5 separate regions of the Homo sapiens genome follow, and regions 1, 2, 3 and 4 are each linked to region 5. Evidence: chromatin loops called from intact Hi-C (ENCODE). Cell type or tissue: gastrocnemius medialis. All regions are shown on one strand. Each heading gives the region's core, and the rest is flanking DNA. Links, peaks and the distances in the headings are about the cores only.

Region 1 (5,679 bases), core at 295-5,294, 210 kb before region 5:
CCCTCTCTGGGGACCTGCTCTCCGGCCCGCGGGCCAGGGCTTAAGAGTCTTGGTGAGTAATGACGGGAGGGTGTGACCGTGGGGCTCGATCGGGACACTGGGTCACATGTCCCCACCCCTGGTACCCTAGCACCCCTCCTTCTAGTTCAGCACAGCCTGTTTCCCCGCTTTTCCCGCCCCCCTTCTCTCGGGCCCTTTGCTTAATTTCCTATTAACTGCTGATAAATCCAATTAAACCGCCGCTCTAATTAGGGACAGCTGCCGGCTCAGTGAGGCTAGGGAGGGGGGCGCCCCCCGAGTGTTGGGGGAGAACAGCCGCTCTCCCTGCTTCTCGGCATCCGCACACCAGCATTGCCGCCCAATGAGCCAGTAAATTGGTTTTGCCTTAGCATTGGCGGGGGTCTCTCGAGGATCTCGGGGGGCTCTGATTTTGAGTCCCTCAGACCTTGATGAATAGAGACGACCCGAGCCCTCGCGGTCCCTCCCCTCATACATTCCTGGTAGGTGGATTTCAAGGAAGGATAAGGACAGAATGCTTGATTTGCGTGTGGTTGGTGTGTGTGTTTGCCTGTGATCTGTTCCTATTCCAGCTCAATCGCGATTAAAGGGGGGGGTCTTCTTTAATGACTCCGCCCCCACCCCCTCAGGCATCCGGGACCGTCAAGGGCAAAGGGAACAGAAAACTGAACCCGGTTCTGCAGAGTCTTCTTGTGTGCTTCCCTACCCCCATCACACCTCAGCCTTCTGGAAGGGGGGCGCGCCCGTCCCAGGCCTCCTCTTCCCCAGCCCAGCTGAGCCTCTGCCCTCCCCCCGCCAGCAGCAGATGGTGCCCGGGCTCCCGCTGCCAACCTTGCTAGGCGGTGCCAACCTCGGTCCTGGCAGACAACGGGCAGACGAGAAGAGGAGCTCCTGGCTGGCCAAGCCGACCCTCCCCCACCCGGCATCGAGCTCAAGACCCCCCCCACACACGCCTGCCCCACTCCAGCGACCACCCCAGCCTGCCTCTCACTGGGTCCGCTCTCAGGTCCCCAAACTCCTCGTCTCCTTCTGCTCCCTTCCCCACACCTTCCTGCTCCTCGCCACCTGCCGCCCTGACCAGGGCCGGCGTATTTGCATATTTGCATATGCAAATAATAACATTTGCATACGGTGCTCCGCAGGGGTGTCTCCGCGAGAGCCGGTTAGCTGTCTGCCCTCCGTTCTCACTCGGTACCTGTCGGAAAGGGTTAGGGCAGGGGCCGCGCGGGTGGGGTTAGGCCCCCGGCCTAGCTAGCTCGGTTCTCGGAGGACTTGAGGAAGTGTTGCCATGGAGACGGCACGCACCCCACCCCCTCCCAGGCCCAGGGTCTCGGGCTTGGTGTCTCTGGTTGTCTCCCCTTACCCACCCTCCACCCCCTCCCCATCCCTCGCTCTCCAACCGAGATCTTGCATCGCCCCCTGGCGGCCTAGCTCGGCGCCAAGCCAGATTCCGAAATGCAAGGGGCTGCCTGCGGCTAAATCGCCAAGAGCAAGGGGGGACTTACCCTACTACAAGATCCTGCTCCCAACCGCTGGGGCGCGGGGGCGGCGACTCCAGCCCTGCGCTCCCCTTTCTTTACTGACTACAGAGGCCTCACCTGGCGGGCGCACTTCCCACCTCCCGCCAACCTCAGCCCAGATGGGTCTCAGGTTACCCGATGGTAACGAGGCGGGACAGCTAGGGAGGATTCTCCACCCCTCCGCAGGCCCTCTCCTCAACCCCAGTTAAATAACAACTTTTCTAAGTTTTGTCAAAAGTTTAATAAATTCGCAACATTCGACAGTTCGCCCTCCCTCGCCCCCGCCCCCCGCCCCAGTCCCTGGCTCCTCCTAGTAGATACGCGTTTTTTTCCAGCTCTTGCAAGCGGGGCCTGAAAGGTTTCGGGTCCGGGCTGCTCTGGGCAGCAGGTATCCGAGGCCCCAGGCTGGGGAAGGGGGCGAGAACCAGTCCCTTCCCGGAAGCCCCGTCGCGCTCAGGCGGGCCTTCCTACCCCTCCTCTCCCAGCAGTCCCGTTGCTTTCGCCCCCCTCCCCAAACTCCACTGGGCCCGCCCAGAATGGGGTGTGGGTGTCTCCCGCTTGCAGGCGCCCGCACGCCTAAATTTCCTCTAGAAAGTCGGTGGGAAACAGCCCCACCTTGCGGCCGGTGTAGACCTTGACGTAGCCGCCCGCTTCGTCTCCTTTCTGCACCACGATCTAGAAGATTAAAGGATCAGAAGTAGGAGAGGAATCAAAGGAAAAGGTAGGAGAGGACAGCAGGGGAGCCGGGGTTTACAGGGGCTCACCCTAGTCTTATTAATGGTTAAGCTCTCCAAGGAGTGTGGTGGGCTAGGGAGCATTCAGGCCTGGGATTGGGTTGGGGCAACAGCCTACCTGGTCCTTCTTGAGAGTGATCTGCCCTATCTCGCGGTTCCCCACGAAGGATCTCGTCACGCGGTGCACACGTTCTCCAGCCCGGACCCGAATGATGAAGTTTGGAGGGAAAAATCCGACCTTCTCCCCGATTTTCCCCTAGGGAAGATAGTAGGGAGAGTCCATCTCTCAATGTCGGGTTCTGGACTCAACCCACACTCCACCCTAGCCCTAGCCATTTCTCTCACCCGCCACCATTCTTCATTGGAGTCATCAATGACTGTGATCTTCTCTCCTGGCCTGGGAGGGGAAGGGAGGGGCCTCACTCACATAGCAGGTCCCCTGCTGTGCCCCGGGTCCAGCATCAATAGGCTCCAAGCCCTGAGTCCCCCCTTTTCCTTTCCCTTGGGGGAACCCAGCTCTTTCCTCTTCACTCCGCAGTACCAGCCCCCTGCCCCAAGGCCTCTCACGGGAAATCCAGATCGTCCTTCTCCAGGGCTTTGAACCGATAGAGAGCCACAAAGTAATGAGACTGCTGGAAGCCAGGCTGCTTGTGCTGGGGGTGCAAGGGAATGATGAGTCTTAGGGCTCCTCTACCCCACACTGAGGGGCAGGATTCCAAGGCAGGGACATTCACCACACACTCTACACTCCAACTCTCTTCTAGGTCCCTGAACTGAGAGAAGTGTTTTGGTCGTGGGTGGGTGTGCAAGTTGATGGAGAGTGTGGGTCAGAAGTGATGGGAAGCCTAGGAGTTAAAGAGTGAGCTTCTGCCAGGGCCATGAGTAGTGGTGTCAGAGCTGGGTTGGGGAGAGAACTGGGTTCCTTGCAGGGAGGAAGGATTCTTACCTTGTCATCAGGTGTCTTCTTCTCAGCCTTCTTATCCCCTTCAGGGTTTCCTGGGATAGGAAACACCAACAAATTGTCTGTCTCCTGGAGGGCAATTCTTATTCTCTTACCCTTTTGTGGAAGGGCCTCGTCTATCCAAAGCTGGCCTGCCCTTTGCTCCTCCACCCTCTGTTCCACAGCTGAGCCTCTGATCCTACTCCATCTCTGGATGGAGGTGGGTAACACTCACCATCCTGGGGTTTGCCTTCCTCTGGTCTGGCCGACTCTGGCTCCTCCTCCATCATGGCTGCTACAGGCTGGAGGGGGCACCAGAGTTAGGGAGACGCTGTCTTGGGAACACATGCCCTGGCTGTCTATAATCAGGTCAGAGAACTATAGAATAATGGGATCTCAGAGATCTCAGAGTTGGAAGAGGCCTTGGAGGAAATATCTAGTTCAGCCATCTGCCTAATGCAGGAACTTTTTTTTTTTTTTTGAGACGGGTCTCCCTCCGTCACCCAGGCTGGAGTGCAGTGGCGCAATCTTGGCTCAGTGCCAGCTCCGCCTCCAGGTTCACGCCATTCTCCTGCCACAGCCTCCTGAGTAGCTGGGACTACAGGCGCCTGCCACCACGCCCGGCTAATTTTTTGTATTTTTAGTAGAGACGGGGTTTCACCGTGTTAGCCAGGATGATCTCAATCTCCTGACCTCGTGATCCACCAGCCTCGGCCTCCCAAAGTGCTGGGATTACAGGCGTGACCCACTGTGCCCGGCCATGCAGGGACTTTCCCTAAAACATCCTATCAGGTGGGTCACCCACATTCTGCTTGAATGTAGCTAAATAACAGGGAATTCACTACCAGATTCCAGGTCCTTGACTATGCTGTCAGCCTTTAAAAATACTCCAGTGTGTAAGTAAAAAGTGAGCAGCATGGTCAGGCGCGGTGGCTTATGCTTGTAATCCCAGCACTTTGGGAGGCCGAGGTGGGCGGATCACCTGAGGTCGGGAGTTCGAGACCAGCCTGACCAACATGGAGAAATCTCCTCTCTACTAAAAATACAAAATTAGCCAGGCATGGTGGCACATGCCTGTAATCCCAGCTACTCGGGAGGCTGAGGCAGGATAATCGCTTGGACCCGGGAGGCAGAGTTTGCGGTGAGCCGAGATCGTGCCATTGCACTCCAGCCTGGGCAACAAGAGCGAAACTCTATCTCAAAAAAAAAAAAAAAAAAAAAAAGAGCAGCACAATTTTTATAATTCCCTTAAAAGAATATAACCCAAGAGTATGTTAGCCCTTCTGGAAGCAGCCATATCACATTGCTAGTGCCTTACAAGTCATTAATTCACTCCATAGAAATCCCTTATCTGTGTCCAACCTCCATATCAACAAGTTTGAGGCCAGATTTCTAGTTGTTTTTTGCAGTTGATTTTTTTGATCAGATATGTACATTTATCTTTTCTTTTCCCTTCCTTCCTTCCTTTCCTTCCTTCCTTCCTTTTTTTTTTTTCTTGACAGGGTCTCACTTTCTCCCCCAGGCTGGAGTGCAGTGGCTTACTGCAACCTCTGCCTCCCGGGTTCAAGCGATTCTCCTGCCTCAGCCTCCCAAGTAGCTGGGATTACAAGCGAGCACCACCACACCCGGATTTTTTATTTTTATTTTTGTATTTTTAGTAGAGACAGGGTTTCACCACGTTGGCCAGGCAGGTTTCGAACTCCTGACCTCAGGTAATCTGCCCACCTCGGCCTCCCAAAGTGCTGGGATTACAGGCGTGAGCCACCATGCCTGGCCGAGTTTTGTGCAATTTTAGGGGAAGACAATCCATTACTTCTGTCAGCTTTCCAAATGGGAAAATGACCTGCTCCATGGGATCTCTGGGAGGGACCTCGTGGGGAGGTACAGTGCTCACATTTTTCTTATCTGCCTGTCCCTTCTTCCGTTCCTTGTTTGCCATGATCACCCCAGTGCGCAGGGTTTCAAACACAGGATCATTGCGATTGGCAGCAGCTAATCGAATGGGAGGAGAAAGAAGACATTATTGGGAAGGCAGAGAAAGGCTTGGAGGAAAGGAAGGGAGAGGTGGGATTGAGTAGATGGATACCCATGTGTGTGTTGGGTGGCGGTGGGGGCGCCGCGGGGAAGATTAGGGAAGGGTCAGCTAGGCAATACCCAGGACACCAATCTATAAAGGACTTTAAAAACATCACTGGTGATGTAAAGTGAGGGAGGAAAGTATTTATTAGAACTCCTTCCAGGCAGAGCATTATATGATGTTTGAAACACAACTTTGCTTGCTTGGGAGCTGAGACATGCGCAGAATCACTATTCTCCTTCTAAGGAGAATGGGCCCTTAACTGCTGGCTTTTGTTCTGCTAAATGGCATGTGTAAGCTGAGGTGCTGCCACCAATAGGTTCTTCTTTTTCACCCATGCTCTTCACAGAGTTCAGCCTCTCCTCCAAATAAATGTTGAGCAAATTTGTC
Region 2 (5,679 bases), core at 298-5,297, 140 kb before region 5:
TCCAGCCTGAGCAACAGAGCAAGGCTCCGTTTCAAAAAAAATAAAAATAAAAATAAACATATTATACATACTACTGTGAACCTTGTTTTTAAACTTTTTTTCATGAGTATCATTCTATAGAAGATCTACCCCATTTTTAATGGCTACATAGTATTCCACTGTGTAGCTATACCATAACTTATTTTACGAGTCTCTAATGTTTCACCATTTAGGATGTTTCTGACCTTTTGTTAGTATAAATAATGACCATATCATTGAATATATATAAATATAGTATATCTGTAGTCCATTTAAAAGTTTTTTATAAAGTATTCCTAAATTGCCCCTCAAAGTGGTTGTACCAATTTAGACTCTTACCAACAATATATGAATGAATCTGCTTATTTCCCAGAATGGATAGTTTTAACAGCCAAACATATATTAAAAGCCTAATATACACCATGTTATCATGCTAGCTACTGGAGGATATGGAGATAAAAGGCACAAACCTTGTCAAAAAGGAACTCATAATCCTGTTGGAGAAGACAGACAGACAATTACAATACAGTACATTAAGTGTACTAGAGAGGTACTCATGGAGTGCTACAGGAGCACACAGCAGAAGCGTCTGACTCAGACCTAGCAACCCATAGATTCATACATTTACAGATATTGAGTGCCTGCTATGTGCAAGGCACTGTGTTGGCCTTAGAGATAAAATGGTGAGCCAAAATTGACCTAATCCTGGACCTCGTAGTACTTATAGTTCTGTAAGGATGACAGACATTGATCAAAGAATTATACTATATAGACCTGCAAATAGGTGAATAAGGTTTTCAAAGGCTTCCTAGAGAAAGACATCATCTGGATTGAGTTTTGAAGGATAAATAGGCTTTAGACAGATGTTGGTAGGGGTAGGAGTTGGAGGAGGTCAGGATAAGAATATTAAGGTGGGCATTCCAGGCAGAGAAAGCATGTACAAAAGCATGCTTTCCCCAAATTTTCAGCTCCTATTTATAACAGGGACCAAGGAATCAGATAATGCTGATGCATTGGATGTCAGAGGTGATGGCTGACAGGCAAGAGACTAGGTCACAATATAACATGCTGAGAAATATTGGACTTGGCTTAAAGCAGTAAGACACACAGAATGTTTGAAGAGAGTTAACACAGGCAGTTCTTTATTTCACAACCACCTTTCTAAAACAATATGGTACATTTATCAAAAAGGATTACAAGTTTAAAGGCAGAAAGCCCAACTAAGAGGTCTTACCAAGTTGGCTATTTTTTTTTTTTTGAGATGGAGTCTCGCTCTGTTGCCAGGCTGGAGTGCAGTGGTGTGATCTCGGCTCACTGCAACCTCCGCCTCCTGGGTTCAAGCGATTCTCCTGCCTCAGCCTCCTGGGTAGCTGGGACTACAGGCATGCGTCACCACACCCAGCTAATTTTTTTGTATTTTTAGTAGAGATGGGATTTCACCATGTTGGCCAGGATGGGCTCAATCTCTTGATCTCATGACCACTCACCTTGGCCTCCCAAAGTGCTGAGATTACAGGCGTGAGCCACCGCGCCTGGCCTCCAAGTTGGCTAAAGGACATTCTTGGCTGGGCGGGGCGGCTCACGCCTGTAATCCCAGCACTTTGGGAGGCTGAGGCAGATGGATCACCTGAGGTCAGGATATTGAGACTAGCCTGGCCAACATGGTGAAACCCTGCCTCTACTAAAAATACAAAAATTAGCCAGGCATGGTGGCACGCATCTGTAGTCCCAGCTACTTGGGAGGCTGAGGCAGGAGAATCACTTGAACCTGGCAGGCAGAGGTTGCAGTGAGCCAAGATTGCGCCACTGCGCTCCAGCCTGGGTGACAGAGCGAGACTCCATTTCAAAACAAAAAAAAAGGACACACCTAAATTCAGTATGTGTTGAGGACTTGCCCATTCTAAACAGAATCTCAGAACCTGCATTTTCTAGCATTGTTTCCATGCAAAAGATGTTCTGAGTTTCACTTGCTGATCCCAAGGACATATCTCACACATTATATGTAATGAACGTCCCTTTTCCCCAAACTTTTCAGCTCCAATTCATAACAGGGACTTTTTTGAAAGGACCACTTAGATTCTTGGGGAGACTTCTAGGGTATAAAACCAGGGAAGGCTGGAGAAGCAGAAATGCTGGGTTTTTTTGTTGTTGTTTTGTTTTGTTTTTTGAGACGGGGTCTCACTCTGTCACCCAGGCTGGAGTGCAGTGGTGCGATTTTGGGCCACTGCAACCTCTGCCTCCCAGGGGTTCAAGTGATTCTCCTGCCTCAGCTTCCCGAGTAGCTGGGATTACAAGCATGCGCCACCAGGCCCAGCTAATTTTTGTATTTTTAGTAGAGATGGGGTTTCGCCATGTTGGCCAGGCTGGTCTCGAACTCCTGACCTCAAGTGATCCACCCGCCTGGGCCTCCCAAAGTGCTGGGATTATAGGCATGAGCCACTGCACCCAGCCATGCTCTTTTTTTTTTTTTTTTTTGAGACAGGGTCTCACTCTGTCACCCAGGCTGGAGTGCAGTGGTACAATCTTGACTCACTGCAACCTCTGCCTCCCGGGTTCAAGCATTCTCCTGCTTTAGCCTCCCAAGTAGCTGGGATTACAGGGACACGCCACATGCCCAGCTCAGAAGCAGAATTTTTAGTGCTGATGAAGGGGTAAATGGTATGTTGGGAAATGCATAGAGAGTAGAGTGCTTCTTAAGGTACTGCTCCATAGGATCCAGGGAGGCTGACAAGACTGAATACTTTGCAAAAGGAACAAGAGCTCCAGTAGATGGCAGCAGCAGCTCCACCTGCTCTACCAGCAGCAAAAGGAGTCAAGTCAGAGAGGAGGCAGGTCCCCTTCCAAACCCCGAGACATTGTATTTGTATTTCCAGGTGAATTTTTTTTTTTTTTTTTGAGTTGGAGTCTTGGAGTCTCGCTCTGTCACCCAGGCTGGAGTGCAGTGGGGTGATCTTGGCTCACTGCAACCTCTGCCTCCTGGGTTCAAGCAATTCTCCTGCCTCAGCCTCCCAAGTAGCTGGGACTACAGGCACATGCCACCATGCCCAGCTAATTTTTTGTATTTTTAGTGGAGCCAGGGTTTCACCATGTTGGCCAGGCCGATCTTGAACTCCCGACCTCAAGTGATCTGCTCACCTTGGCCTCCCAAAGTGCTGGGATTATAGGCATGAGCCACTGCGCCCGGCCTGAAGACATTTTTAAACTAAGCAAGTGTCCATAAAGCATATAAAACCTATAGATGGGGCCAGGTGCTGCCTGCAATCCCAACACTTAGGGAGGCCAAGGCGGGCAGATCACCTGAGGTCAGGAGTTCAAGACCAGCCTGGCCAACATGGTGAAACCCCGCCTCTACTAAAAATACAAAAAATTAGCCGGGTGTCGTGGCGGGCGCCTGTAATCCCAACTACTCGGGAGGCTGAGGCAGGAGAATCGCTTGAACCCGGGAGGCGGAGGTTGCAGTGGGCCAAGATTGTGCCATCGCACTCCAGCTTGTGCAACAAGAGTGAAACTCAGCCTCAAAAAATAAAAAAAAACTATAGATGTCCCTTCTTTTCTGCCTAGCTTCAAGAAGTACACAAAACAGGAATTCAGAACACCATTTATAATTATCTCCTAAGAATAGAATAACTTAGACCCAAAAGGTCATTTAATTATTATCTTTCATGTAACATGACAGCACATAATGAAACATTCATCACTTATCTGTCCTGAATATTTAAAATTCATTATTTGTATCAGTGGAGGCTGGAAGTACAGCTGGAACAGTGGCAGATTGTCTCCACAAGCTCTGGAAGAATGGGCAGGGAATGACAACTAACATGTAATAATGGAAAGAAAAACAGCCAGGGCAGAGACTGGTGAATTGTAAGACGAAAAACAGTAGAAAAGCAGGCAGCTAGAGAACAAAATATCTCAGAGAGCTGTCTAATTTTAATTCATTCCTTTATATTATTGCTGTTTTAATCTTTAAAGAAGACAAACCTTATGTGAATTGAATTGTCTAGAAAAATTATGCTTCAAGTTTCCAGACCCTCTAAAATGTTGTTGTTCCGGTGTTTTAATCTAACTTCTTGCTAGTGTTAATTGTCTGTCTCTTGACTTATAATAAAACCAGTTTTCACCCCTGGGCATGAAGGAAAGGATTTGTTGGGCTTGGGTAACAGAAGAAACCAGCAGTGACCACAGAATAAGGGCTCTAACAGGTAGATGAGAGGAGGCTCAGAGTTTGGGCTGGCCAGGCAGAAACCAAAGAAGAACCCCACAAGGAAGTTTGGCTAACTATCTACTACCATCATTTCTGTACTACAGTACGAATTTGGATGAAAAACATGGCAAACAAAGAGTGAAATTCCTTTTACTCACATTTACCAAGTGGCAAGTTCAGAGGCTATTTCTGACCCAGAAAAATGCTGACTGCTTTAACACAACCAGGATATGAATTTAACACTGTGTGTAAAGCCAGGAAGCTCAAGTTTTAAGAGTTTATTATATGAGTCATTTTATGACTTATTAAATATGCGTTTGTGTACAGTTTATTTTTTGGTAATAAAAAAAGTCAAAATGCAGCAAGAACCAGTGAACTCAGGCCCAAATAGATTAGGGATTTTACTCTGTCCTTTTTAGACTTCATTGTGGACTATATGACAAAAAGGGAAGATTTCTTTTGAGAGTTGAAGCTGGAGTTTTTAAAGAGAATCAAGTGTTTCTAAAAGTGACTGATTCTTACACATCTCCACTTTTATTCAGGTATAAAGAATGTTGGCCGGGCACAGTGGCTCACACCTATAATCCCAGCATTTTGAGAGGCAAAGACAGGAGAATCATTTGAGGCCAGGAGTTTGAGACCAGCCTGGGCAACATAGACCCTGTCTCTACAAAAAAATTTTTTTATATTAGCTGGATGTGGTTGCACATGCCTGTAGTCCCAGCTACTTGGGAGGCTGACGTGGGAGGATCTCTTGATGCAGGAGTTTGAGGGTGCAGTGGGCCCTAATTGTGCCACTGCACTCCAGGTTGGGTAACAGACAGAGCTGGGTAACCCTGTCTCTAAAGGAAAAAAAAAAAGTGTGCATACAATGCATTTCCAATCGTTACCTGTGTCTCCTGACGCAAACTGGTATCTTCACATTCTTTCTCAATTTCTTCCTTACTTGGAGTCTTAGATATAAACTTGTTTTTGTTTACAGATTCTTCCACCAGTTTTTTTTCTGATTCTTTCATTATTTCCAGGGTCTCTTGAGTAGTGTTACTGTTAGACATGTTCTTCAATAGAATACAGTGGCCTCTATGGACTCCTAAAGAAACATCAAATGCATTAAGCAGGAGGTATGTATCCATACTTAACAAATACACAAGACTCGTATTTCACACGGGTACATTTTTTCCAGCAGCCTTCCTTTAACCCAGAAAAGAGTTATTTAATAAATGCTGTCCCTGGGTTCATTTCTTTAAAAAAAAAAAACTTTATTGAGGTAAAATTGACATAAACTGCATGTATTTAAAATGTATAATTTTATATTATGACACATGCATTCACCTGTGAAACCATCACCCCAATCAAAACAGTGAGCGCATTCACCATGCCCCAAAGGTTCCTCATGTCCCTTTGTAATCTCTTCCTCCCTTCACACTAACCCCAGCCAACTACTGATCTGTTCTGTC
Region 3 (5,679 bases), core at 326-5,325, 240 kb before region 5:
CAACGGCACATGCGTGCCTGTGCCCTCTCCAACGCCCCCCCCAGATGGTATGCTTATGCCCTCCCAGTCCCAGCCATGCCTCAGGACCATCTCCTTCCTGTGGCTCCTGACTTCCCCTGACCTTGTTGCCTGTCCCTCTCCTCCTATTCCCCTGGCTCTGCCCCTTGACGGGCCCTTCCTGCAGCTCCCCGGCCTGGAACCTGTAACCTGCAGTGCTTCAACGGTGGCAGCTGTTTCCTCAATGCACGGAGGCAGCCCAAGTGCCGCTGCCAACCCCGCTACACGGGTGACAAGTGTGAACTGGACCAGTGCTGGGAGCACTGTCGCAATGGGGGCACCTGTGCTGCCTCCCCCTCTGGTATGCCCCCTCATCCCGCCACGCCTGCTCCTTGCCCCTGGGCCCCAGCCCCGCCACCCACCACCCCACCTCAGGCAAATGCCCAGCCCCTGCCTCGCCTCCAGCCTCCTTTCCACAACCCAGCATCCAGTCACTCCAGTCTCTGCTTCTCGCCCAGGTCCCCCCAGCCCATTCCTCTGCTATAGGGCCAGGTGGTCTCGAGGGCCACAGTCGCGCTCACACATCCTCTCCCACCAGGCATGCCCACGTGCCGGTGCCCCACGGGCTTCACGGGCCCCAAATGCACCCAGCAGGTGTGTGCGGGCTACTGTGCCAACAACAGCACCTGCACTGTCAACCAGGGCAACCAGCCCCAGTGCCGATGCCTACCCGGCTTCCTGGGCGACCGCTGCCAGTACCGTGAGTGAGCCATCCCTGGGCCCCAGGGCATGCGGGAGGGTGACGGGGGACCCCAGAGCATGGGGTGATGTTCAACCTGTGCCTGGGACCCACAGGGGCAAGTTCAGGAAAGAAGGCCTTATGCAGCTGAGCCAGGCCCAAGCTGCTGGCGCTTCCCCACAAAGGTGCTGGCACACTTCCCCTGAGGCAGTGCACCCCCTGCACCAAGATTATGCAAACAGAAAAGCTCTGTTCAACCTATGGAGAGCCCTCATGAGGGTGGGGCTTGAGGCACTTCTCTCCCTCCCCAACCACAGGGCAGTGCTCTGGCTACTGTGAGAACTTTGGCACATGCCAGATGGCTGCTGATGGCTCCCGACAATGCCGCTGCACTGCCTACTTTGAGGGATCGAGGTGTGAGGTGAACAAGTGCAGCCGCTGTCTCGAAGGGGCCTGTGTGGTCAACAAGCAGAGTGGGGATGTCACCTGCAAGTGAGTGGGGCCCTCCTCCACAGTTCCACCCAGCTGGGCCCCTGCCCTGTCCTAGCCCTGCCCTGCCCCTCCCTTCCTCAGCATCCCAGGCACGCCTCTGCCAGCCCCAGCCCCAGCCTCTGATTCCTTCCTGCAGCTGCACGGATGGCCGGGTGGCCCCCAGCTGTCTGACCTGCGTCGGCCACTGCAGCAATGGCGGCTCCTGTACCATGAACAGCAAAATGATGCCTGAGTGCCAGTGAGTTGGGCCCGGGCTTCACCCAGGCATAGATCATCGCTCCCTTCCCCAGATTTGAGCAGGAGGACCGTCAGGCCTCAGTGCCCACCCCCCGCCCTGTTTTCCTGGCAGCAGTGGCTATGGAGGTTATACCTACTCAGCCGTGTCCCTCCTTTCTGCAGGTGCCCACCCCACATGACAGGGCCCCGGTGTGAGGAGCACGTCTTCAGCCAGCAGCAGCCAGGACGTAGGTGGCAGGGGTTGGGGCAGGCAGGGCCACCGGGACCTAGAGCAGGGGGACCGTGTGCCTCCTGCTTCCCTGAGCCTTGGTGACTCAGTGTCCCACCTCTTCCCTCCAGATATAGCCTCCATCCTAATCCCTCTGCTGTTGCTGCTGCTGCTGGTTCTGGTGGCCGGAGTGGTATTCTGGTATAAGCGGCGAGTCCAAGGGTGAGTCACAGGGATTCTGGAACATTCTGGTCATTATTTTGCCATCCTAGCCTTCCCCCCCAATAATCTCTGTCTCCTTATACTCCTGCCTTTCCCCAGGGCTAAGGGCTTCCAGCACCAACGGATGACCAACGGGGCCATGAACGTGGAGATTGGAAACCCCACCTACAAGATGTACGAAGGCGGAGAGCCTGATGATGTGGGAGGCCTACTGGACGCTGACTTTGCCCTGGACCCTGACAAGGTGGGCTGGGAGGCGGGCAGGGTCGAGTGCCAAGAGGCCGTGGGTGGCCTAACCAAAGGTGTTGGGTTAGGTGAGGGACGGAGGTGGGGGTGGGGTAACCTGGGCTACAGGCCCAGCTCCTGAGCCCTACCTGAACCCTCTGTCACCCTGCAGCCCACCAACTTCACCAACCCCGTGTATGCCACACTCTACATGGGGGGCCATGGCAGTCGCCACTCCCTGGCCAGCACGGACGAGAAGCGAGAACTCCTGGGCCGGGGCCCTGAGGACGAGATAGGGGACCCCTTGGCATAGGGCCCTGCCCCGTCGGACTGCCCCCAGAAAGCCTCCTGCCCCCTGCCAGTGAAGTCCTTCAGTGAGCCCCTCCCCAGCCAGCCCTTCCCTGGCCCCGCCGGATGTATAAATGTAAAAATGAAGGAATTACATTTTATATGTGAGCGAGCAAGCCGGCAAGCGAGCACAGTATTATTTCTCCATCCCCTCCCTGCCTGCTCCTTGGCACCCCCATGCTGCCTTCAGGGAGACAGGCAGGGAGGGCTTGGGGCTGCACCTCCTACCCTCCCACCAGAACGCACCCCACTGGGAGAGCTGGTGGTGCAGCCTTCCCCTCCCTGTATAAGACACTTTGCCAAGGCTCTCCCCTCTCGCCCCATCCCTGCTTGCCCGCTCCCACAGCTTCCTGAGGGCTAATTCTGGGAAGGGAGAGTTCTTTGCTGCCCCTGTCTGGAAGACGTGGCTCTGGGTGAGGTAGGCGGGAAAGGATGGAGTGTTTTAGTTCTTGGGGGAGGCCACCCCAAACCCCAGCCCCAACTCCAGGGGCACCTATGAGATGGCCATGCTCAACCCCCCTCCCAGACAGGCCCTCCCTGTCTCCAGGGCCCCCACCGAGGTTCCCAGGGCTGGAGACTTCCTCTGGTAAACATTCCTCCAGCCTCCCCTCCCCTGGGGACGCCAAGGAGGTGGGCCACACCCAGGAAGGGAAAGCGGGCAGCCCCGTTTTGGGGACGTGAACGTTTTAATAATTTTTGCTGAATTCCTTTACAACTAAATAACACAGATATTGTTATAAATAAAATTGTAAAAAAAAAAAAAAAAAAAAAGGCCAAAAAAAAAAAAAAGAAAGAAAAAAAGCCGCTGGTGTCTGCCTGTGTGTGAGAGACGCTGGGAGCTGGGGCTGCGCTTTCCTGCTTCGGCCACCAGAGGGAGACCTGCCCCGTGCTGGAGGCAGGCTGGCGCGTGGTTTTTAGTGCCCTTCTCCCAGGGCCCTCCCCCTCTCCATCTTACTGTGCCCGGGAAGCGGGTGGCACTGGACTTGACATGGAAGATCTGCTTCTCCTGGCTGTGTGACCTTCAGCCATGACTTCGAGTCTCCAGATTTTGTGTTCCCTCTGGGTCTAGGACACTAACTCAGATCTGTTTCTCTGCATTCACTTCTACCAGACACCACCCCCCTACCCAAAATGATCACCCACAGTGAGAAGCCCCACTATAAGAAGTGAATACACTGAGGCTGCAAAGGTTTTCTCATCCTTCAGGGTCCTCCCATGCGGTTCTCTCTGCCTGAGTCTGCTCTTGAAGCACTGACGTCTCACTTTGTGGAGACTAATGAATCAAATGCGAAGTAAAATGCTGCATTCCAGAGCCAGGTGTCTCCTGCGGTAAAGGAGAGCTGGGAAGACCAGTTTGCCAGGCCCTCTAGGCCCCCAGCAGCTCCAGCTCACCAATCATTTCAGTCATTCCAGGGGGTAACAGGAAAAAACTGTCAATCAAAAGTGTCCAGGTCCATTTCAACCCCTGCCTAGAGGGGGAAACTTCTTGCAGAAAGTTGCACAGTTTACACTGCCCAGGACTAGAGAGGGTTTGAGTCCCAGTACAGCAAATATGAGCTCAGGAAGGGTGGCTGCAAATGTCTGAAGATCCCTTACCCAACTCCCAACCAGGAAGTGCTGCCTTTCATTCCTCCTCCCTCACTGGTTCAACTCCAGGAGATTCCTCCCAGGCTTCCTTCTGCCTTGGGGAAGCTACAAGTCTAGGCACCTGTGGAAAGAGGAGCCCTCCCCTTCCCTTCTTAGCCTTCAGAAGCTCTCTCCAACCTCATCCTCCAAGCCAACTCTGAGATCCTCCCCTGCCTTCAAAAGGGCCCTGGATGGGCAACTGCGGGGAAACAGAATCCGTGGTTGCCGAGTAGGAGGTCTGTGTCCCAATCTGGCCACCAGGTGGTGTCTGTACGCCTGGAGCACCGCCTATCCTGAAGCCCCACACAGCCCCCGCCTCAGCACTCATTATGCACCTGCGGGGGACCCCAGCCCAGTCTCTCGCTTCCTTCTCTCCGGCTATTTTGCCACACCCCTCCACCCTCTGCCAGCCAGCTCCCCTCCCTGCCCCAGCGCCTGCCTGCTCCCACCACCACCAGCCCCAACCCTGCCCCTCTGCCATCGGTGCATCTGGTGCCCCCCGGGAGCCACTGATCTCTGCCTGTCACCTCAAGATCCTGGGCAGAGCGACAAGGGACCCCCGCTGCAGCTTGGAAGGCATACCCCTCCAGTCAGCATCCCCCACTCCGCCTGTCAGGACCTGCTAGGAGAAGGTCCACCAGGAGGCAGTTTCTCAAACTACCCACCCGGGAGGCAGGTGGGAAGCCCTCACCTTGGCCTGAGAGATGGGAAGAACCAGGGACAGAGGCTGAGAACCAGGGACAGAAGCTGATACCGAATGAGAGGCAGAAACCCAGAGGCGGAGAGACAGGGGGACAGAGGCAAAGACCCAGAGACAGGGCGAGTAGTGTGCATGTGTGTGTTTGCACTTGTGTTTGTGCGAGCGCGCACACATGTGTGTGTGTAACTGGAGAGAGAACAGGTGGCCTGAGACTGTAGCTAAAGGAGGAGAGATGCAGTGGGTTCGGCCCCCAGAAGACCAGGACCCTGGTAATGGGCTTCTGTCCTGGACAGCCTACGCCTAGGTGTGCCCACTGTTCCCACCTACTACTGAAGCAGCCCCCGTGCCTGGAACGTGGGCTCAGGGTTCTGGCTCAAGGCCTTTTGGCCTTGAGCCTGAACATTTCTGCCCCTTCCTGCCTCTCTCCTCTCCACCCCCACCCCGGCACCCAGGTTCCTGCCTCCTGGCTTCTGCCTGTCTCCCTGGGTGTCTCTGAATCTGCCTCGTCCTCTCAGCACCGGTCCTTTTCCTGACTCGTGTGTGTGGCTGTCACGTCCCATATCTATCTGTCCATTTCTTTGTATGTGCCCCCACTTGTCTTCTGGGCTGCCAGTGACAGCATACACCTGTGTATGTCTCAGTGTGTGTGTCCACCTCTGTGGGTGTTTGCTCTCTGCCAAGACAAAGAGAGGGTGAGCGCACTGAGCAACTGTCTGGGTGTGCTCGTCTGGGTGCAGGTGTGCTCACCTCTGTTGCTGTGCTCCTCTGTGTGTTGGGGTGCCGCTAGGTGTGCGCCTGTCTCTGTATTTCGCTCTGTGTGCCCTGTCCCCGTGAAGGCATCTGCGTGCATCCCTGGGGTGGGCTCTCAAGGGATGTGTCTGTCTC
Region 4 (5,679 bases), core at 410-5,409, 190 kb before region 5:
AGGAAAGGTGGAGAAGGGGGTGAGTGTGTAGAAATAAGCATAAGCAAGGCAGTGGAAGCTCTAATACCAGCAGGTAGTCATAAGGAGCTATTAGGGAGGTCACAGGGAGAGGGAAAGAAAACAAAGTCCTCATATTATTATCTCTGCTCCCAACAAAAACAAAGCCAGGGTTTTTAGTTGCAGCCTCTGTCCTGAGCTCCTCCCCACACTGAGTCCTCCCCTGCTGGCCTGAAGCATTGTTCCTTCACTTAGCTGAGAACACAGAGCACTACTCCACTGATGAGCTGATTTTTATGCTTCTCTTCCTCGAGCCCAAAGCAGGTGGCATCTGTTAGCAGCTGAACTGTCACTACTTCTTAATAGACGTGGCAAAAAAAAAAAAAAAAAAAAACCCTCTGCCCAGTGACAGCACTTCCATATAATCAGGTTGGGGGAAGGAGCATGGGTTGGCAGCCAGTGGGAAGTGGGAGGGGGGGTTGAATAAGGAAATCAATTTCAGCTTGAAAGCTCTGAAAGGAGAGGGGACGTGTGAATGGCTTTTTAAGTGGCATCATTAAACCTGGGCAGAAAGGTCGATTGGGCACAGCAAACCGCATAAATACAAACAGATGACATTTATGTCTGGCAGAATTGTTTTTCATTTTTGTTTTTTTGTTTTTTTAAATCACTGAGGTAGAAGACTGATAGGCTTCTTACCACCAGAAATCACATCTATGGAAAGGAATTGTTTGGAGAAATAAAATCCACAGGCATCTTTCCCAAATTAAAAGATAGAATCCAATAATATCTTGGTATTTTTCCTTTTTTTGGTGGGGGAGTAGGATATCTTCACTAAATGGAAGACGAAAGAGCAGTCTCAGCTTTGGAAACCCCTCAGCTAAACAATGAGCCAGTAAATATGTGAGAGGCTATTTCTGTATGCATTTCACTCTGTCCATGCTGCTGTGTCACTGTGAGTTGGGAGTCTCTGTATAGGTATCACTGCCATTTCATGTCTGTGTGCATCTTCCCCAGACAAGCACCCCTGTAGAAACCTCAAGGGACCTGCAACCATCATTTTAATGGGAGAAGTCTTTCCTGGGGTTAGAGTTATGTCTCATACTATAGTGAAGGAATTAAAGTTCAGGCCTGGGGGTAAACAGGGCAACTACAAAAATGTATTAATAAACCAGAACAGTTGTTCCAGGAACAGCTAATCCTAATCCCTGCCTTTATTTTTGGAAAAGTGACCATGTTGCTACATGAGAGAAGGGCAGGCAACTGTCCTCTGAAGGTGACAGAGGGGCCCTTGTGGGTTATGCCTGCTGTCTATCTTTTCAGTATAGGGTAAACGAGGCACAAGAAGCACTTGTTTCCCTTTTTCCACCTCCTCTTAGATTTCCACAAACAGGGATTAAAGACCTATAAGATCGATATGGTGAATACAGTATTTTACATGATATGGGTAGAACACAAGATACCACTATCTAGGAAAAGTACAAGGGGTCAGTCAGAAGCCTAGGATCAACCAGGGTAACTAAGAACAAAGGAGATAAAACTGAGAAAATTCCAAAGAAGCAAGGAAAACAGACGATAAAGAGGGATTCTCCATTTCTTTTGACGTGGGAAGCCTACATTAATTATCTCTTTCTTCTAACCCTGGTCCAGATTTCTAGTGTTGCCAACTTCCAGAACTGTTGTTTTAGTTTACTTAAATTAACCTAGTATGACAGAGTAGGTAATGAAAAATTCTTTTCACTTGATTTGTTTATGGTTCAAAGATCTTGCATTTGAAGATGAATAGATGTAACCACAGTGACCCAATAGATATAAGGACATGCCACAAAGGATACACACAAAAATGCACATACAAGTATACCTACATGTACATGCAGGAGAAAAAATGCCCCGCAGTACCCAGCACCACCATAGGCTACAGTGCTTCTTGGAGCTGGTTTCTGCAATATCTATACCCCACTGGAAATTTTAAGGCCAAGTGCCCCTGGCAGACACTAGGAGAAACAGCCAGAGAGACCAATAACATAATAAAAGTTAAGGACTTTTGAATTAAAAACCTCAGCCTGTATGAAGGCGGAAGTCATTGCTCCTTTTTTTTTGTTTTGAGACAGTCTCGCTATGTTGCCCAGGCTGGAGTGCAGTGGCGCAATCTCGGCTCACTGCAACCTCTGCCTCCTGGGTTCAAGCAATTCTCATGCCTCAGCCTTCCAAGTAGCTGGGATTACAGATGTGCACCCCCATGCCCAGCTAATTTTTGTATTTTTAGTAGAGATGGGGTTTTGCCATGTTGGCCAGGCTGGCTGGTCTCGAACTCCTGGCCTCAAGTGATCCACCCTCCTTGGCCTTCCAAAGTGATGGGATTACAGGCATGAGACACCATGCCTGGCCTGGAAGTCATTGCTCCTTAAAGGTAAGAACTGATCATGTCTAATGAGTAAGATTAATTCTGGAATCTACTCCACAGCATCCAACATAGTGACGTACAAAAAATCTTCAAGTGAAAATATTCCATTTCTAAATAGGGAAAATTGACAAAATATCTCCCTCTCACCAGAAGAGGGCACTCTGACATTCCCACGATAGAGTGGAAAGGAGATGGTTGGAGGCTAAATTAAGACTTCCTGCCGAGGTGGGCAGATCATGAGGTCAGGAGATCAGGCCCATCCTGGCCAACATGGTGAACGCCGTCTCTACTAAAAATTTAAAAATTAGCCAGCTGTGGCGGCATGTGCCTGTAATCCCAGCTACTTGGGAGGCTGAGGCAGGAGAATTGCTTGAACCTGGGAGGCAGAGGCTGCAGTGAGCCGAGATCACGCCACTGCACTCCAGCCTGGGCGACAGAGAGAGACTCTGTCTCAAAAAAAAAAAAAAAGACTTCCTTCCCAGCTGGGCTGGGAAGCTGGCTCAACACCTGTAATCCTAGCACTTTGGGAGGCCGAGGCGGGCGGATCACCTGAGGTCAGGAGTTCAAGAACAGCCTGGCCAACATGATGAAACCCTGCCTCTACTAAAAAAAAAAAAAAAAAAAAATACAAAAATTAGCCAGGCATGGTGGCAGGCGCCTGTAGTCCCAGCTACTCAGGAGGCTGAGGGAGGAGAACTGCTTGAACCTGGGAGGTGGAGGTTGCAGTGAGCCGAGATTGCACCACTGCACTCCATCCTGGGTGACAGAGCAAGACTCTGTCTCAAAAAAAAGAAAAGAAAAGAAAAGAAAAAACAAAAGACTTCCTTCCAGATTTTTTTTTTTTTTTTTTGAGACAGGGTCTTGCTCTCCATGATGACAGGGTGACATCACCATGATGCAGTGGCACCATCATAGATCACTGCAGCCTCAAACACCTGGGCTCAAGTGATCCTCCTGCCTCAGCCTCTCAAGTAGCTGGGACGAACTAAAAGCACATGCCACCATGCCCAACTAATTTTTAAATTTTTTGTAGAGATAGGGTCTTGCTTTGTTGCCCATGCTTGTCTCGAACTCCTGGCTTCAAGAAATTCTCCTGCCTTGGCCTCCCAAAGTGCTGGGATTACAGGTGTGTACCACTGCACACAGTCCCCTAAAGTTTCTTTAACTGCAGTGTATTGCTATTTGAGGGTAGGGTGAAAGGGATACAAACAAGGGCAGCTGTACTTGCGTGTTAGGGGAATTCTTGGCAAAGGCAGTGAAAGGCTGCATGGCATAAACTTATTAACTTGGAATGGCTGGCCTCTCCAAAGAGGGCCCTTAGCTGTGTAACATGATGTCCATTTATTTTCCACTGGAGAGAAAGAAATTGAGTAAAAAAAAGTGTTGAAAATGTGTTGAAGACTCAGTATGGGATGCGGAAAGTCAAAAGACCCAAATTCAAGTTAGAGGATTGTGACTTTAGGCAAGTCATTTAATTTCTTTGAGTTTTAAATTTCCTCCTCACAAAGTTATGGTGAGAATTAAAATGTTACAATGTATGTGAGCACACAACAAAAGCTGCTAAACAAATCTAAGCTCTAAGTTAAAAAGCGTTTTATCAACTTCCCTCACCCTCCCAAGAGAAAAGAAATGCTGTCTATATGAAGGATAAGTACAGAAGACACAGGTCTTCTGTGTCTTCATTTCATGACCCAAAGGCATGTGAGTATAGTGCTAGATTCAGAAAACAAAAAAAAGAAAAAAAGAAAAGAAAAGAAAAGAAAAAGAAAAAAGAAAAACAAAGAAAACTAAGAATGCAGAGACATAGCTTTTCAGGGCTGAGGCAACCAATGTCATTTCTTTTTTTTTCCCCCTAGAGACAGGGTCCCACTCCCTATCTGGGTCCATCCAGGCTGGAGTGCAATGGCACGATGCCAGCTCCTTACAGCCTCAGCCTCCCAGGCTCAAGCGATTGTTCCCCTCAGACTCCTGAGCAGCTGTTACTACTGGGTGCGTCACCACTCTTGGCTTGTTTTTTTTTTTTTTTGAGATGGAGTCTCGCTTTGTCGCCCAGGCTGGAGTGCAGTGGCGCGATCTCGGCTCACTGCAAGCTCCGTCTCCCGGGTTCAAGCATTTCTTGTGCCTCAGCCTCCCAAGTAGCTGGGATTACAGATGCACGCCACCATGCCCAGCTAATTTTTGTATTTTTAATAGAAGTGGGGTTTCACCATGTTTGCCAGGCTGGTCTTGAACTCCTGACCTCAGGTGATCTGCCCGTCTTGGCCTCCCAAAGTGTTGGGATTACAGGCGTGAGCCTCCGCACCTGGCCATAATTTTTCTTTTTTTTTTTTTTTTTGAGACGGAGTCTTGCTCTGTTGCCCAGGCTGGAGTGCAGTGGCATGAGCTGCAACCTCTGCCTCCCAGGTTCAAGTGATTCTCGTGCCTCAGCCTCCTAAGTAGCCGGATGACAAGTGTGCACCACCATGCCTGGCTAATTTTTGTATTTTTAGTAGAGATGGGGTTTTACCATGTTGGCCAGGCTGGTCTCAAACTCCTGGGCTCAAGCGATCCACCCGCCTTGGCCTCCCAAAGTGCTGGGATTACAGGCATGAGCCACCATGCCTGGCCTTTTAAAAAAGTTTTTTTAGTAGAGTCAAAGTCTTGCTATGTTGCCCAGGCTGGTCTCAAACTCCTCAGCTCAAGTGATCCTCCTGCCTTGGCCTCCCAAAGTGTTGGGATTACAGGTGTGAGCCAGTGTGCCTGGCCCCAGTGTCATCTTGAGAGGTCAGCTTCAGTACCCTTGGAAAACACCAGCTAAGACTGTTTTTTCTTTGTGATGGAGTCACAGTGGGGACAGACCCAATACCTGAACTCTTTTTGCCCTTCCCAGCTCTAGAGCACAGGCCCTTCAGCAATGTTTGCTCTTGTCAGTGCCCAAGACCCACAGTTCCTTATCCTCTTACCTGAGTACTGCTGTGGCATCTGTGGTGGACTGCAGGGAGAGGGAGACTGAGGCATCTGGTACTGCTCAGAGCCAGGGGGTTGCAGAAACCCTACAGAAGGGCTGGGAAGACAGAGAAGAGAGGAGTGGTGAAGCAGTAGAGGGATGAACACAGCTCCTGGCAAACAGCTGCTGCTTCCTGGTCCTCCCCTATGGGAAGGAGAGGCAACTTCAAGCCATTCCCAGACCAATTTGCCATGCAATTTCTAAAATCACTCATCAGTTCAAAGTTAATTATATGTATTTGTACTTGATCATCTTTCAATTAGGAAGCTGCTAATCAGTGCTACAGATGGAA
Region 5 (5,679 bases), core at 491-5,490:
AACTTCTGCATAGGGCAGTGCCCACTACACATAGCAGGCATGCCTGGTATTGCTGCCTCCTTTCACACTGCAGTGCTCAATCTTCTCAAGGCCAACACAGCTGCAGGCACCACTGGAGGGGGCTCATGCTGTGTACCCACGGCCCGGCGCCCCCTGTCTCTGCTCTATTATGACAGGGACAGCAACATTGTCAAGACTGACATACCTGACATGGTAGTAGAGGCCTGTGGGTGCAGTTAGTCTATGTGTGGTATGGGCAGCCCAAGGTTGCATGGGAAAACACGCCCCTACAGAAGTGCACTTCCTTGAGAGGAGGGAATGACCTCATTCTCTGTCCAGAATGTGGACTCCCTCTTCCTGAGCATCTTATGGAAATTACCCCACCTTTGACTTGAAGAAACCTTCATCTAAAGCAAGTCACTGTGCCATCTTCCTGACCACTACCCTCTTTCCTAGGGCATAGTCCATCCCGCTAGTCCATCCCGCTAGCCCCACTCCAGGGACTCAGACCCATCTCCAACCATGAGCAATGCCATCTGGTTCCCAGGCAAAGACACCCTTAGCTCACCTTTAATAGACCCCATAACCCACTATGCCTTCCTGTCCTTTCTACTCAATGGTCCCCACTCCAAGATGAGTTGACACAACCCCTTCCCCCAATTTTTGTGGATCTCCAGAGAGGCCCTTCTTTGGATTCACCAAAGTTTAGATCACTGCTGCCCAAAATAGAGGCTTACCTACCCCCCTCTTTGTTGTGAGCCCCTGTCCTTCTTAGTTGTCCAGGTGAACTACTAAAGCTCTCTTTGCATACCTTCATCCATTTTTTGTCCTTCTCTGCCTTTCTCTATGCCCTTAAGGGCTGACTTGCCTGAGCTCTATCACCTGAGCTCCCCTGCCCTCTGGCTTCCTGCTGAGGTCAGGGCATTTCTTATCCCTGTTCCCTCTCTGTCTAGGTGTCATGGTTCTGTGTAACTGTGGCTATTCTGTGTCCCTACACTACCTGGCTACCCCCTTCCATGGCCCCAGCTCTGCCTACATTCTGATATAACTGCTTCAACACTAGGGGGTCCTAAAGGCTTTCTATCTTGCTAGTCCCTGGGGCCTCAACATCTCATACTGGTTCCCTTAACTCTGCCTATACCTCTGTAAATAATTCCTTCACTAAGTTCTCTTGATGAAGCAAAAACAGACAGCTGAAAAGTCCTCTATCTCCTACAAGGGCCCTAACTGGCACCCCAGATGACACAGAGCCTGCCTGCTTATGCTGTAGTCTGCCTACTCTGCTGTCTCTTCACATGGTCTCCTCAGAACTGAACTATTGTATCCATCTCACACTTTATGCCTCTTCTTTCTTAGGCACCCCGTCCCTCCATCCTTCCAGAACCATCTTTGAGGTCTCATGGCTAATAAAAACCTAGGCTTTACCTGTTCCCTCTGTAATCCCTCCAAAAGATGAGACAGATCTATGCTTGGTCATCCAGTAAACTGACCAGCTGTGGGCACGCAAGTGTGGGAGGCAGAGGCATGCTCAGAGCTGGCTGCCAGGACCTCTGACTTGCCTTCCTTTCACCCACCCCCAGTGCTCCACCCAGGAGTCCTGCCTGGAAGCTGGAATGGGCAAGGGCTGCTGGAGTGGGACAGGGAGAAGAGGAAGGCCTGGATGAGGAGAGGGTGGCATTTGCTCTGAGACTGGGTCCTTTTTAGACCTTTGCCCGTCCTCCCCCACATCTCCTCCCTTTGGCTGGACAGTCCTGAACCATGAGGTCGATAATGTCTGCAGCCCAAGGCCGAGTTTGCGCAAAACCCATGTGTTCTTTGGTAAACGTGATGTCTGTGTTTGCTCAGTTTATGACCCCCTCCTATGAGGGTAAGAGGTCCCTGAAATAGGAACCCTAGAGGAGAAAGTCTGAAAAGGACTGCCTGGGGGACTGTAAATCTGAGCTTGAGGGCTTCCTGAGCAACCCATGGAAGTTATCCCACCTTTGACTTGAGGAGACCTTCATCTAAGGAGAATCTAAGGAGGCCTTCTGGTGTCTCCCCCACACATCCCCGACCCCCAGATCTAACCTCCTTCCCAATTACAGCTTAGTCTCCAGGGCTAGGACTGGGGTAAAGCAAAGTGAGTCATTCACCTGGGGGGGCTAAATTTTAAGGGGGTGGTGAACAATTTATTAATCAAGATAGGACTTTAATGCAATATTATTTTAAAGTCAAAATTAATGCAAAAAATCCATGATGAACAAAATAGCCTACTTTTAAATAAAAACAGGATCAGCATTATTCCCTTTCTTTTTTGGCTCTGTCTTTTGTAATAAGGGGAGAGAGTGGGTCTGTCTTCTTCTAAACATTTTCTTCTAGAGCTTCCTAGCTCCTACCTCTGGACCCCTTCAGGCTTTTCTCATTTGAGCAAGATAACCACTCCCACTTCTTCTACTTCCTTACCCACCCCCAAGCCTGTCGCTATCCCCCAGCCCCCAACCAGGTTGGTGGTAGGGCAGGCAGTGAGGCAGATGGCTGGGGTATTTATAACCCAGGAGCACTTCTTGGGAAAAGTGACTAAGATGCTAAGAGCGTATTTATAGCTGAGCTCTGACGTAAGTGTCAGTGGGGAGGTAGGGCCAGGCCAGGCACAGCAGCAAGCGGGTGGGAAGAGCTGGAAACTGGGGGCATCTGACAGTGAGGGTGGGGAGAGGTGGGGTCAGTGACTCCTGCAGCCACTTCTTGTCACTTCCCCTGACTGCCTACTGATACCAACAGGTAAGCCGTCTGAGGCACCACCATGGATAGATACCTCCACTTTGCTGACCAATGTTCCAGACCCGAGGGGGTAGAGGGCTGTCATTTCCCAGCCCAACCAACAGAATGGTTGCTGGGAGCTGGGGAGAACACTGGACAGAGCTCTTGAATGTGTTTCAGAGCTTGGGGAGAAATGCAGGGTGGACAGGAGGGTCTAATCGTCTCAGTGCGCCCCCACCCCACTCCACCCCCACCAAAGAGTGCCCTGAGGTTCTAGGAAGAGCCTGGTACATCACCAAGCTCCATTGCCACGTGTTTGTGTGATGAGGTCCAAAACCAAAGGTAGCAGTGATGTGGATCCTGAAGACAGTCTCTCTTCTCTGGCAGTGTGATGGGGAAAGAACAAAGGAACCAGCTTGTCCCTGTCTCTTGTGGGGGAGGCAGCGTCCCCAGAGTGAGAGGTCGAGGGGCACTCCTCATCACTCCATTCCCCAGAGCTGCCCCTTCCCTGTCCCTGGGAAGCTCCAGCCAGCTACAAGCCAGCTGCTGTCCAGAGGCACGGCACTGCCACATGGTGGACACTGGTGGTACTGAGGTCCAGCCTTCCAATTAGGAACCCTGTCGCCTAGATCTAATAGTCTCTCTTGACAGCCCCCATCATCTAAACAGAGGGGAGATGAGCAAAGTGGAGTAAAGACACATTTCCAAATCACACCCACTTCCCCCACAGCTTTCTCCCCATCAAGCTTCTTGGAGAAATTGGGGCATAAGGAGAAAAGCTAGCATGAGGCCCACCTTCATGAATTCAATGTGGAGGGGTCTGGGTCCCCCCCCATTTAAAGCCAGTGAGGACTGGGTGTGGTGGCTCATGTCTATAATCCTAGCGCCTTGGGACGCTGAGGTGAGAGGATCGCTTGAGCCCAGGAGCTTGAGACCACCCTGGGCAACACAGCAAGACCCTGTCTCTACAAAAGAATAAAAAATAAATTAGCCTGTGTGGTGTGGTGTGGTGTGGTTGGTGTGGTGGCACGCACCTGTAGACTTAGCTACTCTGGAAGCTGAGGTGGAAGAATCACTTAACCCAGGAGGTCAAGGCTGCAGTGAGCTGTGATCAGGCCACCACACTCCAGCCTGGATGACAGAGTAAGACCCTGTCTCAAAAACATAAAAAATAAAATAAAAAATAGGTCAGGTGCGGTGGCTCATGCCTGTAATCCCAGCACTTTGGGAGGCCGAGGCGGGCAGATCATGAGGTCGGGAGATGGAGACCATCCTGGCTAACACAGTGAAACCCCGTCTCTACTAAAAATGCAAAAAACTAGCCGGGCGTGGTGGCTGGCACCTGTAGTCCCAGCGACTCGGGAGGCTGAGGCAGAAGAATGGTGTGAACCCGGGAGGTGGAGCTTGCAGTGAGCCGAGATTGTGCCACTGCACTCCAGCCTGGGCGACAGAGCGAGACTCAGCCTCAAAAAATAAAATAAAATAAAATAAAATAAAGACAGTGAGAAAATGTGGTCAGGAGGGCTGAGACTGGGAACCAAGACTGCTGTATTTGCCTTGCTTTGTTGTCAAAAGCTCTTAGAGCTCCCATTTTCTACCCCCATTAACAGGCCTGAAGGGTGGTGCGGTGGCTCACGCCTGTAACCTCAGCACTTTAGGAGGCTGAGGCAAGTGGATTGCTTGAGCCCAGGAGTTCAAGACCAGCCTGGGCAACATAGCGAGACCCTGTCTCTGTGGGAAATTTAAAAATTAGCCAGGTGTGGTGGTGCGCACCTGTAGTCCCAACTACTAAGGAGGCTGAGGCAGAAGGATTGTCTGAGCCCAGGAATTCAAGGCTGCAGTGAGCTATGATTGTGCCACTACACTCCAGCCTGAACAACAGATTGAGACCTTACCTCAGTAAAATAAAATAAAATTTAAATTTTAAAAATGTAAGAAAAAAAGGAGGCCTGGCACTACTTCTAGGATGCCCCAAATTTAGGCAACTCTCACAGTCCCTTGAAAGAGAAGTGGCAGCTGGGTATAGGCCCTCCCAAGTGTCATGCCCCCTGACAGTCCTGATGGACTCTGCCCTGTGTAAGATTGCATCACCACCACCACCACCTCTCTGGGCTTCCCCAGACATCACAGGAACACGTTCCCCGCCCCAACCCCCGCCGGCTCTGGCCCTCCTCCACATCATGCTCCACATCATGCTCCAGGCCAACTGGACTCTGGGCGGCCAGCACAGGCAGGGTCAGGGGGTGACTTCTGTGCCTCGTGGCACTGCCACCTGGGCCTGAGCAAGAGGGCTCCATTCTCCTACCCGCCCAAACCCTCATCCCTGTCCTAGCCCCAGTGCTAGAAATAAAGAGACCAGAATTTTCCTTCTGGCCTAAGGGCCCCAGAGGAATACCCACTGGAACTCACAGCTGCCTCATGGAAACTGCTGCAGCAGTGGTGAAGCTAGAAAGACTAGAGGTATGAGGGAAAATTGCCCTTCCCCACCTGGCTCATAAGGCGTTCCCTCCCCCAAGTCCCAGACCTTGGGGACTGAGCATGTGAAATCATCCTCTTTCTTGCATCATGCGTGTCCACATTGCACCCCCCCACCCCCATACCCCTACTTCAGGCCCAGTCACCATGGCCAGATGGTGAAACCTGAGCTGATGGGGAGGAGGACCTCCACCCCCTGCAGGGGCCTGATGGGCAGCACAGCTGGCCAATCCTGGGACTCAGAGGGTAGGTCGGCTGGCTGACCACTAGGTTTGGAAGACCCAGGCAGCTGGCTCTAAAGAGGCCCCAGGTCAGTAGCCAGACATGAGCTGTGAGGGTCAAGCACAGCTATCCATCAGATGATCTACTTTCAGCCTTCCTGAGTCCCAGACAATAGAAGACAGGTGGCTGTACCCTTGGCCAAGGGTAGGTGTGGCAGTGGTGTCTGCTGTCACTGTGCCCTCATTG

The links. A loop is a pair of places that touch in the nucleus more often than their neighbours do. Peaks named below come from ENCODE experiments on the same cell type or tissue, not always from the same donor. Only the 100,000 strongest peaks of a DNase experiment are listed, where the experiment ranks them.
Region 1: a loop joins it to region 5, with 5 times the contacts of the local background. A loop is called at or near these places in 3 of 110 quality-filtered maps.
Region 2: it touches region 5 in a loop (12-fold over the local background); 97 of 110 quality-filtered maps call a loop at or near these places.
Region 3: it touches region 5 in a loop (5-fold over the local background); 27 of 110 quality-filtered maps call a loop at or near these places.
Region 4: a loop joins it to region 5, with 10 times the contacts of the local background. A loop is called at or near these places in 79 of 110 quality-filtered maps.

What each region holds. Positions count from the first base shown.
Region 1 is chr12:57,241,698-57,247,376 of GRCh38, forward strand. STAC3 (SH3 and cysteine rich domain 3) reads right to left here. Exons shown (of 12, transcript NM_145064.3): 6 at 5,107-5,204; 7 at 3,448-3,514; 8 at 3,219-3,268; 9 at 2,840-2,925; 10 at 2,618-2,669; 11 at 2,391-2,528; 12 at 1,761-2,213. The coding sequence ends at 2,115. Among named protein-coding and RNA genes, the nearest start is that of STAC3, 6.6 kb to the right of the region's middle. RefSeq lists an enhancer at 531-1,434. In gastrocnemius medialis, for the core only: CTCF peaks have their summits at 1,447 (motif pointing left) and 2,183 (motif pointing left); DNase peaks (open chromatin) are centred at 824, 1,132 and 2,121; H3K4me3 peaks cover 1,553 bases; H3K27ac peaks cover 5,000 bases; H3K27me3 peaks cover 390 bases.
Region 2 is chr12:57,305,152-57,310,830 of GRCh38, forward strand. It overlaps R3HDM2 (R3H domain containing 2), which reads right to left. Exons shown (of 24, transcript NM_001394031.1): 3 at 5,113-5,312. The coding sequence starts at 5,277. Among named protein-coding and RNA genes, the nearest start is that of STAC3, 57 kb to the left of the region's middle. RefSeq lists an enhancer at 2,615-2,909. In gastrocnemius medialis, for the core only: a CTCF peak has its summit at 2,783 (motif pointing right); a DNase peak (open chromatin) is centred at 2,797.
Region 3 is chr12:57,210,123-57,215,801 of GRCh38, forward strand. LRP1 (LDL receptor related protein 1) reads left to right here. Exons shown (of 89, transcript NM_002332.3): 81 at 1-47; 82 at 185-358; 83 at 596-757; 84 at 1,054-1,228; 85 at 1,365-1,466; 86 at 1,628-1,692; 87 at 1,805-1,895; 88 at 1,995-2,139; 89 at 2,293-3,239. The coding sequence ends at 2,433. Among named protein-coding and RNA genes, the nearest start is that of NXPH4, 3.8 kb to the right of the region's middle. RefSeq lists a silencer at 3,267-3,316 and an enhancer at 4,550-5,072. In gastrocnemius medialis, for the core only: CTCF peaks have their summits at 3,335 (motif pointing right), 4,359 (motif pointing right) and 4,559; DNase peaks (open chromatin) are centred at 3,369 and 4,366; H3K27me3 peaks cover 863 bases.
Region 4 is chr12:57,261,388-57,267,066 of GRCh38, forward strand. R3HDM2 (R3H domain containing 2) reads right to left here. Exons shown (of 24, transcript NM_001394031.1): 19 at 5,344-5,444. Among named protein-coding and RNA genes, the nearest start is that of STAC3, 13 kb to the left of the region's middle. RefSeq lists an enhancer at 2,399-2,693. In gastrocnemius medialis, for the core only: CTCF peaks have their summits at 2,545 (motif pointing right) and 2,744; no DNase peak of the experiment used is centred there; H3K27ac peaks cover 4,582 bases.
Region 5 is chr12:57,449,783-57,455,461 of GRCh38, forward strand. It overlaps INHBC (inhibin subunit beta C), which reads left to right. Exons shown (of 2, transcript NM_005538.4): 2 at 1-2,280. The coding sequence ends at 240. It overlaps INHBE (inhibin subunit beta E), which reads left to right and starts at 5,525. Exons shown (of 2, transcript NM_031479.5): 1 at 5,525-5,679. RefSeq lists an enhancer at 5,204-5,498. In gastrocnemius medialis, for the core only: CTCF peaks have their summits at 3,317 and 3,529; DNase peaks (open chromatin) are centred at 2,599, 3,279 and 4,889; H3K27ac peaks cover 3,831 bases.